Linked DNA regions of Homo sapiens: region 2 is linked to region 1. A link is an interaction called in ENCODE POLR2A ChIA-PET data of the cell type or tissue named here. Cell type or tissue: A673. All regions are shown on one strand. Region 1 overlaps PRPF8 (pre-mRNA processing factor 8). Region 2 overlaps MYO1C (myosin IC).

Region 1 (2,500 bases):
CTTTTGGAAGCCGAGGTGGGAGGACTGCTTGAGCCCAGGAATTTGAGACCAGCTTAGGCAACATAGCAAGATCCTGTTTATATTTAAAAATAAATAAATAGGCCGGGTGCGGTGGCTCACGCCTGTAATCCCAGCACTTTGGGAGGCCGAGGTAGGTGGATCACGAGGTCAGGAGTTCAGGACCAGCCTGGCCAATATGGTGAAACCCCATCTCTACTAAAAATACAAAAATTAGCCAGGCGTGGTGGCACATGTCTGTAGTCCCAGCTACTCTGGAGACTGAAGCAGGAGAACCACTTGAGCCCCGGAGGTGGAGGTTGCGGTGAGCTGAGATTGCGCCACTGCACTCCAGCCTGGGTGACAAAGTGAGACTCCATCTCAAAAAAAAAAAAAAAAAAAAAAAGCTATGTCATGGGCAAGTTCTATAACTTGTTTTTTATGAAGACATAAGAGGTATAACATATATAAATTTCTTACCATGGTACCTAGTACACGTAGACCTGAGTAAATATTATTTTCCTTCTTGCCTCCCCTTATCCCCCAGGAATTTCTGCTATTTAGTAAAGGAACACTGGGCTCCTCAGGAATTTATGCCTCCTCCCCTTCAGGGATAGAGCACTGTTAACTACAACAGAAATACTGTGTTCCATTACACACATCAGCAATTCCAAGTGCAGTCCAAGAATTTACTAAACCTAATGGGAATCATCCACTTGCCTTTACCCCAGTATCTAGCCTATCCTGGCCCCTGGCCCTCCTTTTTTTTTTTGAGAGGGAGTCTTGCTCTATTGCCCAGGCTGGAGTGCAGTGGCACAATTTCAGCTCACTGCGACCCCCGCCTCCCGGGTTTAAGTAATTCTCCTGCCTCAGCCTCCTGAGTAGCTGGGATTACAGGTGCCTGCCACCATGCCCGGCTAATTTTTGTATTTTTAGTAGAGACAGGGTTTCACCATGTTGGTCAGGCTGGTCTCAAACTCCTGACCTCATGATCCAACCGCCTCGGCCTCCCAAAGTGCTGGGATTACAGGCATGAGCCACCGCACCCGGCCCCCCTCCTTTCTGTAGATCTGCCTGGTTGTCTCATCCTGTGGACATGCGAGATGCTCAGTCTAGCTTTCATAGTAGGGTTTGAGCTGTTATCTCACCTGCAGTCTTTTCTCCTTGCTTGTCTGAATACCATTTGCTCAAGGCAGATTACTATAGTAACTCCAGCCAACGCACTCTTTCACCTCAATAATTGTTCAGAAGACATTTTTTGCCTTAAAGTCTTGACTATATCATTTGGTATTTTGTGGTTTGCTATCTTGTTTTATTCAGCTTTTCAAAGAAACAGCTTTGGTTTCATTAATTTTTATCGTTTTTCTCTTTTTTGTTGCATTGATTTTTTTTTTTTTTGAGATGGGGTCTCTATGACCCAGGTTGGTGTGCAGTGTCGCAGTCTCAGCTCACTGTAACCTCTGCCTCCCAGGCTCAGGAGACCCTCCCACCTTAGCCTCCCAAGTAGCTGGGACCACAGGCACATGCCACCATGCCTGGCTGATTTTTCTTTGTATTTTGGATACAGACAGTTTCGCCATGTTGCCCAGGCTGGTCTTGAATTCCTGAGCTCAGGTAATCCACCCCCCTGGGCTCCCAAAGTGCTGGGATTGTAGGTGTGAGCCACCACGCCTGGCCTTGTTGCATTGATTTCTTCTCTTATCATTGCCATCCCTTTGCTAGTTTGTTAAGGTAAAAGGTTAGATTATCAATTTTGGACCTTTCTCTTTTTTTTTTTTTGAGACAGAGTCTCGCCCTGTCACTCAGGTTGGAGTGCAGTGGCGCGATCTCTGCTCACTGCAAGCTCCGTCTCCCGGGTTCACGCCATTCTCCTGCTTCAGCTCCCAAGTAGCTGGGACTACAGGTGCCCACCACCACACCCGGCTAATATTTTTTTTTGTATTTTTACTACGACGCGGTTTCACCGTGTTTGCGAGGATGGTCTCGATCTCCTGACCACCACCTGATCAGCTTGCCTCGGCCTCCCAAAGTGTTGGGATTATAGGTGTGAGCCACCGCACCTGGCCTGGACCTTTCTCTTTTTCTTTTTTTTTTTTTTTGAGATGGAGTCTCACTCTCTCACCCAGGCTGGAGTGCAGTGGCGCGATCTCAGCTCACTGCAACCTCCGCCCTCTGAGTTCAAGCGATTCTCCTGCCTCAGTCTCCCGAGTAGCTAGGATTACAGATGCCTGCCACCGCACCCGGCTAATTTTTTTGTGTGTTTTTAGTAGAGACAGGGTTTCACCATCTTGGCCAGGCTGGTCTTGAACTCTTGACCTCGTGATCCACCTGCCTCGTCCTCCCAAAGTGCTGGGATTACAGGCGTGAGCCACCGTGCCCAGCTGACCTTTCTCGTTTTTTTTTGTTTGAGACGGAGTCTTGCTCTGTCGCCCAGGCTGGAGTGCAGTGGCGCAATCTTGGCTCACTGCAACTTCCGCCTCCTGGGTTTGTGTCATTCTCCTGC
Region 2 (2,500 bases), 200 kb after region 1:
ACGCTGAGAGATCATCCAGCCCAGCCCCTTGATGTTACAGAGCAGAAGACAGATGCCCAAACAGGAGAAGGCACTTGCCCACGGTCATACGGCAGGTTGCCACAAAACCAAGATGGCAGCCCTTCCTCAGCGTGCCTCACTGCCACTCCCAGAGCCAGGGAGCCCCATAAAACCCACATCATGTCTTAAGAGTATATCTGGCTCCTTGACCAGCAATCGGCCCTGGGAGCCACCAGGTGGGAAAAGCGCCTCTGCCAGAGTCCAGGCCTTGGGATGACAGACAGCTTGCCCGCACACTCGGGCCCCACTCAAGGATGTAGGGCCTTTTCTGGCCCCTGACCCCTCCCTGGCATGGGAGCGTGGGGACGGGGCTGGCCTTGGGAGGAGCGGCAGGGGCATCACCTCCTTCTGCTGCTTCTCCCTGCTCCTACCCTCAAGGGCCTGGGGGCTGCCCAGCTGCCTCTATGCCCTTCTGGGGGTCTCAGCCCACTGCTGACACTTCTGCAATCCAGAGAAACACTAAATAAAGCAATACGTGTTTGCCAATGTGGTCTCCTTATGAATATTAGGAAACGAAGAGGGCCCCGGAAGGCAACCAAGGGCCTCGTGTTGCAGGTTTTTCTCGAGACAGTCTCGTTCTTGTCACCCAGGCTGGAGTGTAGTGGTGTGATCTTGGCTCACTGCGACCTCCACCTCCCAGGTTCAAGTGATTCTCCTGCCTCAACCTCCTGAGTAGCTGGGACTACATCATGCGCCACCACGCCTGGCTAATTTTTGTATTTTTAGTAGAGATTGGGTTTCACCGTGTTGGCCAGGCTGGTCTCGAACTCCTGACCTTGGGTGATGCCTCCCACCTCGGCCTCCCAAAGTGCTGGGGTGACAGGCATGAGCCACCGTGCCCGGACACCTCTCGTTCAAATTCTGTTGCAAGTGACAAACCCAGTCCAAACTGGCTTGGGCCAAAAAAAGGATATTTATAAGCATTAGCACCTTAGTCCCAGAGTAAGGCTACTTCCAGGTGCTCACACACTGTCAGGAATGTGTCTGGAACCATCGCCTGGCTGAACCTTCCTCTACAGTGGCTTCTTTCCCAAGCAGATTCTCACCTGGAGGTGGGGTGGCAGCAACAGCCACCCACAGCTCCAGGCTTTCATTCTGTCAGTTCAGCATTGGAGGCAGAAAGAGGAAGTGCCTCTTTCCCAAAATGTGGAAGTCTCAGAGCGGATTCTCAGTGCAGCACCTTGAATGAGGCATCCACCCTGACCCAATCACTGTAGCCAGGGAGAGGAATAGATTCTGATTGGTCAGGCCTGGATCGAGTGCCTGCCCCTGGAGACAGAGCTACCAGGGGCACACCGGAACCCACACCGGAAACCACAGAACCAAGAGTGGGAGGAGATGACTCGCCAAAATGAAATCAGTGTCGCCTCCACAAGAAAGAGAATGAGTGGGCCGGGCGCGGTGGCTCACGCCTGTAGTCCCAGCACTTTGGGAGGCTGAGGCAGGTGGATCACCTGAGGTCAGGAGTTCAAGACCAGCCTGGCCAACACGGTGAAACCCCATCTCTACTAAAAATACAAAAATTAGCCAGGCAGGGTGGCGTGTGCCTGTAATCCCAGCTACTCGGAAGGCTGAGGCAGGAGAATCCCTTGAACCCCGGAGGCGAAGGTTACAGTGAGCCGAGATTATGCCACTGCCCTCCAGCCTGGGCGACAGAGCAAAAAAAAAAAAGAAAGTGCTTCAAGCTGCAACCACGGAGCTCGTCGTCAGCAGATGGCTGTGAGTTTTTCCAAGAGGGCGGCGCGCTGTGGGTGGAGGGAACGGTGCATGTGGAGCTTAGAGGCAAGAACAGGTTTGGCCCGGGGTCAGGCCAGCTGCCTGAGGAGCTTAGATTTGAAACCTGGGGCAGAGATTCTCAAACAAGGAGATACCACGCAACGTGGTGTTTTGGGCTTGACACGATCCTGTACGCACACCTACATTTTGACACCTCTCTCCATGATTAATTTTCCCGAGGAAAAATGAAACCACAATTATTCGTCCACTTTATCAGCAGTAACGATGCCTCCAAGAAGCTGATAGATAAGATAGGTATTAAGTGCAATTACATGCTTTATAACTGTGTCGACATTCCTTTCTCTAGCAAACCAGAATGCACGCGAGAATGACATCACAGACATTACCCAGACGTCCGCCTTTTTTTGTTTGTTTGTTTGTTTTTTTGTGACAGAGTCTGTCGCCCAGGCTGGAGTGCAATGGCACGATCTCAAAGTGGTCACTCCAAAGTGGTGGGATGACAGGCGTGAGCCACCGTGCCCAGCCTACTCTGACCTTTTGAGAGGTAACCAGGACTGGTTTGTGCCCTCAGCTCACATCCTGAGGGAAGTCCAGTGACCTCCAGGAAATATCTGCCAATTATGGGAAAAGCTAATGCTGGCTCTAGACAAGAGCTTCCGCCAGTTCTCCATTCATCCTTCCTTCATTCAACCCGGCGCTTTGG

Evidence for each region. Peaks named below come from ENCODE experiments on the same cell type or tissue, not always from the same donor. Only the 100,000 strongest peaks of a DNase experiment are listed, where the experiment ranks them.
Region 2: POLR2A ChIA-PET joins it to region 1 with 10 read pairs; 3 of 35 experiments call an interaction of 5 or more read pairs at or near these places.

Annotation. Positions count from the first base shown.
Region 1 is chr17:1,665,442-1,667,941 of GRCh38, reverse strand. The region is part of intron 24 of PRPF8 (pre-mRNA processing factor 8); the gene reads left to right. Among named protein-coding and RNA genes, the nearest start is that of RILP, 17 kb to the right of the region's middle. In A673, no CTCF peak of the experiment used is centred here; no DNase peak of the experiment used is centred here.
Region 2 is chr17:1,462,232-1,464,731 of GRCh38, reverse strand. It overlaps MYO1C (myosin IC), which reads left to right. Exons shown (of 32, transcript NM_001080779.2): 32 at 1-546. Among named protein-coding and RNA genes, the nearest start is that of CRK, 7.2 kb to the right of the region's middle. RefSeq lists enhancers at 708-1,527, 1,657-1,736. In A673, no CTCF peak of the experiment used is centred here; DNase peaks (open chromatin) are centred at 1,331 and 1,811; H3K4me3 peaks cover 959 bases; H3K27ac peaks cover 2,402 bases.